3 separate regions of the Mus musculus genome follow, and all the other regions are linked to region 1. The links are chromatin contacts, found by Hi-C or POLR2A ChIA-PET in ENCODE. All regions are on one chromosome and are shown on one strand. The core of a region is the stretch at or near the end of the contact, and the rest is flanking DNA. Distances in the headings are between cores, read along the strand shown.

Evidence for each region. Hi-C counts contacts between places; a loop is a spot of excess contacts on that map. ChIA-PET counts read pairs that join two places held with the same protein, here RNA polymerase II (POLR2A).
Region 2: a map of heart shows a loop between it and region 1 (2.2-fold over the local background). The contact joins the enhancer-like site here to the promoter of Hif1a in region 1. A Hi-C loop is called at or near these places in 3 of 37 maps with a recorded cell type or tissue (T-helper 1 cell, T-helper 17 cell and heart). POLR2A ChIA-PET finds 5 or more read pairs at or near these places in 3 of 5 experiments (Patski and embryonic stem cell).
Region 3: a loop to region 1 is called in a map of gastrocnemius, with 2.8 times the contacts of the local background. The contact joins the promoter of Snapc1 here to the promoter of Hif1a in region 1. A Hi-C loop is called at or near these places in 2 of 37 maps with a recorded cell type or tissue (gastrocnemius and heart). POLR2A ChIA-PET finds 5 or more read pairs at or near these places in 4 of 5 experiments (Patski and embryonic stem cell).

The regions. Positions count from the first base shown.
Region 1 is chr12:73,905,618-73,909,465 of GRCm38, forward strand. Hif1a (hypoxia inducible factor 1, alpha subunit) reads left to right here and starts at 2,250. Exons shown (of 15, transcript NM_010431.2): 1 at 2,250-2,707. The coding sequence starts at 2,673.
Region 2 is chr12:73,845,214-73,849,061 of GRCm38, forward strand. No RefSeq gene overlaps it. Among named protein-coding and RNA genes, the nearest start is that of Gm8075, 51 kb to the left of the region's middle. Within about 2 kb of position 1,623, at least 1 of the 3 ENCODE cell types and tissues checked has a DNase peak (open chromatin) inside an H3K27ac peak, as active enhancers do; it is heart, where a contact is called at or near this core.
Region 3 is chr12:73,962,459-73,966,306 of GRCm38, forward strand. It overlaps Snapc1 (small nuclear RNA activating complex, polypeptide 1), which reads left to right and starts at 2,039. Exons shown (of 10, transcript NM_178392.5): 1 at 2,039-2,288. The coding sequence starts at 2,104.

The DNA of each region.
Region 1 (3,848 bases), core at 1,000-3,499:
GTCCACTGAATTATCATTCTGTTTAAACTTTCCAAAATGCTTTAAAAAAAAAAACCTTTAAGTGAGTTGGACCTGCTATTACGCAAAGCTCATATTTTTATTCCAAGAACATTATATTCTACAGCTGTGATCCCTGACCAGCGAGAACTGCTTAAGTTATAAGACAAGAACAATTGGTGCTTTCAGTAACTGCCCTCATTTATGGAGATGCAAACATTCTGGGAAGTTACAATGTCGGGAAAAAAGGGAGTCTGTAAGCATTCACACTAACACCACTGGCACTTAAACAGTTGAAACTGGTCAGTCTACAGAGGCATGACCAACTGCCACTAGCATGAATTTGGGGATAACAAGAACAATACTCCACAGCATTTAATGATGGCTTCCTATTGCCCTATGTGGTTTCAAGTGATTTTTCTGTTTTATAACCATCAGTAGTGCTGCAGCGTAAGTACCATCTTCTCCATTTTACAGATGAATAAACTGAGGCACAGAGAGGTTAAATGACTGGCACTGGTGCTTACAACCGAGCTCACTCTGAATTCTGCAGCCATTGTTCTTAACACTGTACTTTCAGGGTGTTACACTACATATGTGTAATATATATATATGTATATATATATACACACAAATATATGTATATATATACACACATATACATATATATATGTATGTATGTATATGTATATATATTTCCATGATTAAAAACAAAACAAAATGAAAAACAAGTAATTAGTTTTGGTCTTTTACTCTTTTTATATATACCCTGTAGCTCTTTCAGAGGTATGTTCTAGATTTCAAACAAAAATAGTGCTCAAATCTATTTATATAGTCCTAACTTCTTTTTTGAAGCCAGGGCCTTGTGCATGCTAGACCACTCCTCTACTACCGAGCTAAATCTCCAGCTGTAATCATATCTTTATGAGTATTGAGTTGCTTCATGCATTGTTTATTGTCTTATTAGACCTGGACATTATGTGTATTTCTAGAGGGCATTGTTTTTGGATTTGAATGCAATTTAAATGTACCATAGATATCTACATTATTATACAACCCAAAGTTAGATTGTAACAATGTACTAACAAGGCAAAGAAGAGATACTAAACAGTCTAGTGTCAGGTCAGTTTCAGAGACCCCAGATTCAGACTCAGTTGTGTCTATAACACGTGTGTGTGTGTGTGTGTGTGTGTGTGTGTGTGTGTGTACACACACGGGCACGAAGTGTTCCTTTGTTGGGCTTGGAATACTTTTAAAACAAACACACACCATACCCACAGACCTAACATTTATGCTTCCAAAGACCGACTAAAAATGATGGCTTTAATCCATAGCTCCCAGCATAGCCGGTGAGCAGTCCTGTCAAGGTCTGTAGGTTGAAGGACTTGTTCTTCTTTCAGTCTAAACAGTGAACTAAACTCAGTCTGAAACAATTCTTGCACCTTTTCTGCATCCATTTAAGATGATCTTTGTCAGTTTTTAAAGCAACATGAAAGCAAAATAAGTCTATTCAATGCCTTTTCCTGTCTTGTCAAATTCAGGCTTGTGCTCTCACTTATTGAAGCTGTTGTTTATTTGTAAATGCTTAAGATAGTTTATTTTTAAATGGCCCTGCAACTTCCCTCCCCTTGAGAGGTTTGGCAAGACGGATTTGTTTTATATTTTTATCTGCATTTGCTCAGTAGTCAAACTTTGGCCCAGAAAATCTTAATCACTTGGAGACTTCCCTTGTTGTGTAGCAAAGAGCGGAGACTGGAGACTGAGTGGTGTCGGTCACCTGGGAAGGAGGGACCCCACTCTAACATCAGGGGGGCTGGCTGCCAGAACGCAAAGTTGGCTTTTTTTTTTTCAACTGGAAACTCGGGCGGGATGGGCGGCGACCGGGTCCAGCCACGCAGCTAAGGAGTAAGCGAGCCTCAGAGAACTCTATAGAGAGCCGGGGCGGTGCGAGCCAGGCTCGGACCCAAGCTTGGCAGCCCACTCGCTCCAGCAGCGCCTCCCAAAGCCAGACGCAGCTTTCCATTGAAGGTGCAGAGACCCCCCCACCCCCAGACCTGGGCTCAGCCGCACCCGTCGCTCGCCCCTTTTTCTTCCCTCCCTAGCTGCACACAGACAAGCACGTGAGCGGGGCAGCTCGTCCCAGCTGGGGCTCAGCTGACCTCCTCCTGATTGGCTGAGAGCAACGTGGGCTGGGGTGGGGCCTGGCCGCCTGCGTCCTTCACCATTGGCTCTCCGGGAACCCGCCTCCGCTCAGGTGAGGCGGGCCCGCGGGCGCGCGCGTTGGGTGCTGAGCGGGCGCGCGCACCCCTCGGCTTTTCCCTCCCCTCGCCGCGCGCCCGAGCGCGCCTCCGCCCTTGCCCGCCCCCTGCCGCTGCTTCAGCGCCTCAGTGCACAGAGCCTCCTCGGCTGAGGGGACGCGAGGACTGTCCTCGCCGCCGTCGCGGGCAGTGTCTAGCCAGGCCTTGACAAGCTAGCCGGAGGAGCGCCTAGGAACCCGAGCCGGAGCTCAGCGAGCGCAGCCTGCAGCTCCCGCCTCGCCGTCCCGGGGGGCGTCCCGCCTCCCACCCCGCCTCTGGACTTGTCTCTTTCTCCGCGCGCGCGGACAGAGCCGGCGTTTAGGCCCGAGCGAGCCCGGGGGCCGCCGGCCGGGAAGACAACGCGGGCACCGATTCGCCATGGAGGGCGCCGGCGGCGAGAACGAGAAGAAAAAGTAAGCCGGGCCGCCGCGTTCCGTGGACTGGCTTTTTTTTTTTTTTTTTTTTTGTCTCCGCTCCCCTTCCGTCCCCCCCAGCCTCACGCGCCGGGCTCCCCCGCGGTCCACGTCGCCATCTTGGCGCTGGGGGTGGGAGTCGCGGGCCCTGCGCTCGGCGGGGCTGGGGTCTCCGCCCCGGACACCCGCCCCGCGCCGTCGCAGCCCAGCCTGCCCCGCGCGCCCATCCGGCCGAGCCGGCCAGGGCCGAGTACGCCTCTAGCTCCCGCGCCTTCCCTCCCCGTCCTCCGCGTTAGCCGCGAGCAGCGGGCCCCGGGCGGACCCTGTGCGCGCTGCCAGCTTCCTGGGGTCGAGGCCCTCCGAGGCCGACCCGGGGCTCCCCCGAGCCGCCTCGCTGCGCCGCGGCCGCCGTTGCCTTTGTAGGTTAGGGAGTTTCTTCTGGGGGCCCGAAGACGCTAACTTTCTAGTTTGCACGTGCGGGTTTGGTTGTAATCTGGAAAAACTTGCCTCCATCAGAGTAACGGGAATTTAGGAAAATGGCATCATTGTAAACAACTTCCAATTTCTACAAACTTGTGTTTGCATCACCTGTCAGGAGAGCCCAGACGTTATGTATCAATATGTGGCTGCCTCGTTCACTCCTGAAAATAACTTACGGATAGTTTTGGTTAAATTTAGGCCGGTAATTTCATGGAGTGGGGGCTATATATGATGAAAGCCGTCGGTTAAAATACTGAAAATTTATTGGAACACCTGAAAAGAATTGTTTCCAAAAACCATACATCTGAAGTGTGAAATCTTCCATGAGAATTCAGTGTAAGTTTATGAAACATCTTGTGGTTTGAGTCTAAGGAGAACATTTTAGAATTGAGTACAGCTAGTGGTGGTAAGATCGACCCCTGCCGCCAGCACACAATTTTGTCTACTTCGATATTTTAACCTTGAGAAAATCAGTTTAAGGAGTTGAAGGTTTGTAGTAAGAGCTGTGGTTACAAGGCTGGCTTAATTTGCTGTTAAGTCCTTCTAGTCTTCTGGAAGAGATTAATTCCCCTTATCCATATCAGCAGAAGAGATAAACTTACTCATTTTCCTGCTGTTCTGGACACCCCTTCCTTGTCTTGGTCTTTATTCCATAAAAGGT
Region 2 (3,848 bases), core at 373-2,872, 61 kb before region 1:
TATAGTAGCAAATAACCCCCAAATCCAGGTGTTCATGCCAGCTGGGCAAGGGGTTTGTCACTAGAATACTTTTCCTTGAGCTCTGTGCATTAGGTTCCTGGTAAGAAACAGATGACAAACATGCCTACGTAGTAAAGGAGATGTTGCTAGATGAGCTAGTTATAAAGGTGCGGATGAAGGTGAGGATAGCCAACATCAGTGAACAGGAAATAAGGGGAGGCATCACTCAGCAAGAACTGGAGATCTTTGACAGAGGAATACCCCTGTCCCGTGACAACCTGAGAAGGAAAGGTTAAAGGTAATAGGTATCCCAGTGTTCCTCTCCTTTGCCTTCTGAGTTCTGGTTACTTCTCTTCATTAGTGGCAGAGGACAAAAAAGAAAAAGAAAAACTATTGTTGTTGGGTCCACAAGAGGATAAGAGGCAGCCTTCTAAGCCAAAAGCATCACAGAAATCACAGGCCCTGGGCAAATGTGAACTATTTCATACACCCTGGAACCTAGGCTGTCATTTTTTGAAATGTTGTCATTTGACAACACATAAGGAAAGAGAAAAAACATAATGTTGTATTTAACTGCCCAGGAATAATGTAGCCACTTATACTTACATATCATTACTGTCTACTGAGCACATAGCCAAACCTGACTACACAGCGTGAGAGAATAAAATCTTCCTACGGGAAGGGCAAGTTAATACTAATGATAGTAAATGCTCAACCATGGATGGCTGAGGGTCCAGAGAAACACTTGAGGGGTTTATATCTATATATAGATATCTATATAGATATCACACACATACATACATATAATGTTCTGCTCTTTTGGATTTTGCAACTTTTTAACATATGCCTTCTGAAAAAAACTATAAAGAATAGTAAAAACACTAAATGAAGTCTCTATAGCCAACACCTGTCTTTCCTGGTTGTCCATCCATCCTAGCTCTGCATCCTAGTAAAACCATCTCCTGTGGAAACTGACTCTTCCAGGTACACGGTCTCTGTTCCTCCTTCCTTTGCTGCTAGAGCAATGGCTATATGGCCAACTCTGTCTAATAGATTATTTTTCCCAAGGCTATAAATTAGAATCGAGAGGTACAAAGAGGATACTGAACAAATCCTTGCCGGTGATAAATGGTGTGGGGAACGGGACTACACACAGTTCCTAGTGCTGGCTATCCAGAGTGTCTGCCACTCAGCAACAATGACATTACACATTTATAAAACTAATTATATGGCAAGATTCCCATCGATTTTTATTTATATGGGCACTACACACACACACACACACACACACACACACACACACACACACATATATATATATATATATATATATATATATATATATATAATTTGCTTCTTGAAATAGTCTATGTTGCTTGAACCTGAAAGTCCTCAAAGTCCTCATTGGCACGATGTCTAACTTGCCCTGAAAGTAAAAGAACCAGATAAAATGCTCTTGAACTTGCTATCATGAAATACCTTATCAGAATCAACGTAAGAGAGAGATGTGTATTCCAGATTACAAGCTATATACTGGCAATAATGGAGTCACCTCAGGAGCATGAGACAACAGGTCACATTCTGGTCAGGAGACAGTGGACCGAGGGAGGGGTGTGGCTACCAGACCTCAAAACCCTCCCTTAGTGACTCACTTCCGGCAGCAAAGCTCCACCTTCTAATGATTCCTTGGCTTTTCGAATCCGAGCCGACAGGTGGGAACCAAGTGTTCAAACACCAGAGCCTGTGGGGGAACATTTCCTATTCAAACCACTAAATAAGCAAAATGCAATTTAACGTCCCTTCGGCAGTTGCGTACACAGAGAATGCTACTGAGTCGGCAGCCTAATTGCTGCCCAGAGAAGCTGCAAGGTCAACCCAGGCTTTAATGCTATTTTAAGCTCTTGAAAATAAAGGGAGTGTTGACAACCCAGATACAAAGGGTTTGGAGATTATTTTTGTTTAGGTTTTTTTTTTTTTAATTACTAAGATATTGTGAAAGTGCAGTTCTAGTAGAGCAAGCCGAGGCTGTGTATATCCGACAGGGATTAGTAGATCTCTGTTTTCTCATATGAATCAGAGGATTGCTGAAATCCTCCATCGCTGATACTGTTTCTAAACTGGTAAAGCCCAGAGGGAATTCTGTTCCAAACTGGGTAAAGCAGCTCAAAAAAAGGCGCCAGCCAGATAGAGTCAGACGGAATTACCCTGTATTTAGCTTCTCTGTACTTAAGATTCTTTCCCGAAAATGCGTGCTTCCAGATTGCTTCGCAAACCGGAAAGAGGTCATGGTTGCCTTCAGATGACTCCGATAGGGACTTTTCAGCTGCAAGTCACAACCTTTCTCCTACTGCTTTGTGTTTCCTTAAACTCAAGAGCTAAGACTCTGGTGGCCAGAACAGCGTATGAGACAATTCATCAGGCAAGACAGTAGCTGATTACATCTGTCCTCAAGGTGATTGCTCCGGAAGACCAGGCCATCCTCCACTCCACCCAGCCACAGGCAACGGACAGAAGATGTGTTCAGAAGCACACGAAGGCTGTTCTTGAACACCAGTGAAAACTTAGAGTACATGGCTTTAGTGGAAAACCTATTGCTTTTATTCAATTAGACACTTCACCTGCCTTCCACCTTATCCTTATTTTTTTTTAATGAAATATATAATCCCTCATTTAAAAAAAAAATCTTGGAAGGAGTTCAAAATTGAATCCCTTCCAGCTAATGTAACTGAAGTGCTTTGTGGAAACCTTTTAATCACATTTCTCCCGGAACTGTACACAGTTGGAATAGGCAGGCGTTATTTGCACTTCAAATACAGCCTCCTCTCTCTTACTGCCGACTCAGACTACTAAAAATTACAGTCTGCAGCCAAGACCAACGATGAAAATCCAAAGTGGAGAAAGTCATCCTACAAAATTATTGCCCCAAAGAGGGTTGTTTTTTTTTCCTCCCAACGGCAAATTGGGTAAAGTTTGTCTTCTGTGTTTGAACTTTCTAGCTCAGCTTTTCGTTTCTTGGCCCCTTCGGTCCTAGATAGCTCCTCTCCATTTATCAGAAACTCTTTCAACAAGGGATTGACACTACGTACTCAACAGACACTTATTTGAAAAGTAGTCTCCAGCCTTCTTCAACCCGCTGCAAACTGGCCTCTTTGCCTCTTCCTAACCTATGGCTCCTGTACCTCTCACAGACTTTCCCAACAAGCTCCTCTGTCCAAAACGCAGTGGTGGGTGCTCTTCACTCTTGCACCTACAGGAGAGAGGCATTGCAGTGGCTATTTTCAGATCCTTCTTGATGACAGGACTCCGAGTTTATTTGTCTATCCTCAAGAATTTGTCGTAATTAATCCAAGGCAGCCACTACATCCAGTCCTTGGTCCCTTGCACCCTCAGCCATTGATATGCAAGTAGAAAAGAGCTGTGTCACTGAGACCTCAGGAAAAATCTGATAAGGTCCTCTGGGGAAACGTTTCCTCCTTGAAAAGGGTTAAAGCACAGGAGAGAGACTTAATGTCCCAACTCTCCTTACTTTCTGCTCAGGATGTTTTCTGATGCAAACTTCATCTGACTCCTCGGTAAGCCGTTTATCATGCATCCAGTCCCACTTTATTCTGGTACACGCAGCCAAGTGCATCCTAGCTAATATGCCCTGACTCTGTACTCTTGATTGGCAGGCCTCGGTCCCTTAAGGTTCCTCATCTCAGATTGCATGTGTCCTCACATATTTGTATTCCATTGTCTAAGAAACACTGGTGTAAAGATTGGCCCTCACATCTCCTTTCTGCTTACTCCAAGTACTTCCTGAGGAGGGCTCCTACCAGCCCATGATGTCAGTCACCACCCATGGTTTG
Region 3 (3,848 bases), core at 789-3,288, 57 kb after region 1:
CACACACACACACACACACACACACACACACACACACACACACACAAACACACACATACCCCTAAGAGCTCCATCATTTGCGTTCCTCCCAAGGCAATAGGGTTAACTAACAATCAACTGAAGTCCAAATAAACTCTCTCTCTCTCTCTCTCTCTCTCTCTCTCTCTCTCTCTAAGGTTTCTCAATGTAACCAGCCCTGGCTGTCCTGGACTCAGATTGTAGACCAGGTTGGCCTTGAACTCACAGAGATCCACCTGTCTCTGCCTCCTGAGTGCTGGGATTAAAGGTGTGCACCACCACCATACCCAGCTAACATTTTCTTTTCTTTTTTTTAAAGTAAATTGTCTTAAGGATTTTTGTCACAGGAAGTAAGCTTTAAAGTTGATATGAAAATTCAAATTTGATTAAGTCTTCTGTATTTTGTCCTTACAAAGTAGGTGGAGATGTGATTGTAGTGGCTTTGTTTATGATAGCAAAATCTGGAATTTATATAAACTCCAAGAGGGAACTGTGGGCAAATTGTGTATTAATTCAACAAAGTATTAGTGTTAATTCAACAGTGAAAATAGGAACTATGGCTGCAAATAGCAGCACAGATACATCTTGAATGTTTAAAAATATTTTGAAGAATATGAGTTGTAGATTGCAATTCTATTTTCATAAAATTAAAAATCAACTATAGCTGGGCGTGGTGGCAAACGCCTTTAATTCTGCACTTGGGAGGCAGAGGAAGGCGGATTTCTGAGTTCGAGGCCAGCCTGGTCTACAAAGTGAGTTCCAGGACAGCCAAGGCTATACAGAGAAACCCTGTCTCAAAAAAACAAAAAAAAACCCAAAACAAACCAAAAAACCCACTACAACTAAAATATATGTATACACACTGGACATCAACTTCTGGCCTCCACATGGGCCAGGAGGTGTGTTCATGAAAACACACACACACACACACACAAACAAACCATTACAAACAATAAAATAAATGCATCCATACAAGCACATCCCAGAATACCTTTTCTAAAGATTAGTGTGCCTTCAAAACAGAAATACAGTTCAAATACAGAATGCTAACCCGTAACAAGCCCCTGGGAGAAGCTAAAAAGTGGGATTTCTAGAGAGCTACTTTAGCCAAACAGTATATCAGACAGTGTGCTAGATTGTCAGAGGCAACAACGGTAGGAAACAGCAACTGCTGCCCAGAGTGGTTGCATATTACTTGGAGAGCCACAAATTAATCACTCAAGTAAGCATAGACTGTAGGGGATCTTGGCAATGAGGAAGAACCACGGGAGTTCCTTCCCTAACAAGTTCTCTTTAGATCATCTTCCCACGTGGAGGGAGGTTAGGGTGGTTGCTACTGTAGAGTCACTTTAAAGAAGACTGGCAGGCTAAGTGTAGTTTACATAAGTCAGGAGGCAATGAAGACCTCAAATCCTTTTGGGGGCTGTTAGTTGAGGCAGAGGCAGGCGGATTTCTGAGTTTTAGGCCAGCCTGATCTACAGAATGAGTTTCAGGACAGCCAGGGATATACAGAAAACCCTTTCTCGGAAAAAAAAAAAAAAAGAAGAAAGAAAGAAAGAGAGAGAGAGAGAGAGGGAGGGAGGGAGGGAGGGAGGGAGGGAGGGAGAGAGAGAGAGAGAGAGAGAGAGAGAGAGAGAGAGAGAGAGAGAGAGAGAGAGAGAGAGAAATCGAGTCTTCATGTCCTATTGATTAATAGTTAGCAGGCACTACTATTGTTTTATCTACCTACTTATCTAATTTGAAGGTCTTATTTATTTATTTATTTAGAGGGTCTCTCTATGTAGACCTGAAACTCGCTGCATACACCGGACAGGCTTGTAAATCACAGAAATCCTCCTGTCTCTGCCTCTCAAGCACTGAAATTAAAGGCGTGTATCACACCAAGTTCGGCTTCCTAGACTAAAATCACCTTGCATTTACGCACGCGCAAGAAGCGCCACAGGCGCCAGGTAAGACCCGGATGAAGGCGGGGCTTGAGGTCCCGGATAGTACGTCACGGAGTGCGCGTACGTGATGTGACGTGACTGGGGCGGTGCTACAGGGCCTTCTGGGCATTGGGGAAGCCGGGTCCGGGAGAGAGTGAGCATGGGGACTCCTGCGGGCGCCGGGACCCGTCCCACGGGCGCTGGAACTGTTGAAGGCGTGGGGATCCCTCCGGGCCTGCAGACTGACTACGAGACGCTGCTCAGCCGCTTCCAAGAGATGGACAGCGTGCGCTTCGAGGACTTCACGGAGCTCTGGCGCAGCATGAAGTTCGCGACCATCTTCTGGTGGGTGTGCCTCGTCCTCCTACCCTGTCTCTCCTGTGGGGAACGCAGCCTGCATCCCCGACCTCCGCCTTGGCGGTTTCCGTGGGTCGCCCTTGCACTCTGCTGGCTCGGCCCTCTGCATCTCCACCGCCTCCATCCGAGGCCAAACCTCCTCCAATCTTGATTGCCGAATGAATCCGCGGTTAGAAACAAAGTATTCCCACCGACACAGGGTCCTCTACGAACGAATTCATTTAGCATGCAACAACTGACGTTGCAAGTGCAGGTTTGAATCTCTGTGTATCGCCTTTAGTTGGATAAAGCCTAGATTCAAGCCAGTAGCTGCCTTTACCTCTGTCCCCAGCCTCATCTCCAGTGCCCACACCTTGCACTCACTCTCTTGGCTCGAGTTGCTTTTGGTACTCCACTGGCGTTTCCTAGCCTGGGAATTTTCCATCTCCTTTTGCTTGTCCACTTCGTCAGTCATTTTTGAACCCAAATGACAGTTCTTTAGGGAATTCTTTTGGCCTTCGGGACTAAGTGAGAGGCTCGAGTTCTGTCTACCCCCAGCACGAAGGGCTTATCTCACCGTCTAGAGTATATTTCATAATTAGAGACGCAGTCTTGGATAACGGTGAAGAGTGGAGATGATGGGTCTTGGGCATCAGGATTTGAATACAGCTCTCCAGTCCCCCTCCCCCAGATCTGAGACAACCCTTTTTGTCTGTAAACTAGATCATGATAGTGTGGGAATTAAATGAATCAATATATTAGCTGGTTCGACGTGTGAAATTAATGTTCAGAGTTATTACTACTCTTTGATTTCTCCCTTAGACTGAACTTAGTGAGAACAGCCATGTGATTAATGTGGTATTCCTTACTTGTTTTTGAGACTTGCCCTCATTGTGTGTAGCTTTGGCTGGCCTGAAACTTGCCGTTATACCAGACTGGCCTTGAGATCTGCCTGACTCTTCCTTCTAAGGTCAGGCATTCACCACCTTGCCCACGTTTGAATACGGTGTTTGTATTAATTACCATACCATATAAATTCTTGAAAAGGGTAAATGATTGAATGGAATCTTAATAGATCTTTTGTTGAATAAAATAGAACTTTTTATATTATTGATTTAGACTATTATGTAGATTGTCAGTTATTACAAATTAAGGTGTAAATTACTACAGGTGATGAAATTAACCTGCTCTGGGGCAGCACTCCTCTAAGCCCAGAATGTGGGGAGAATGCCCAGAATGTGGGGAGAATGCCCAGAATGTGGGGAGAATCAAGGCCAGGAGTACAAGGCCATCCTAGCTACAAAGAGAATTCTGCAGGAGACACTGTCTCAAAACCCCAAATAACAACAAAAATTATTTATTGTACAACTGATATTTTATGTAGCTAACTGTAATGGATTCATTATCTAATATACTTAACTTAGAGCTCTGAAAAGCTGGTATAAGTGTTCCATGTTTTAGAGATTAGAAAATTGAAGCTTATAGCCGGGCGTGGTGACGCACCCCTTTAATCCCAGCACTTGGGAGGCAGAGGCAGGCGGATTTCTGAGTTCGAGGCCAGCCTGGTCT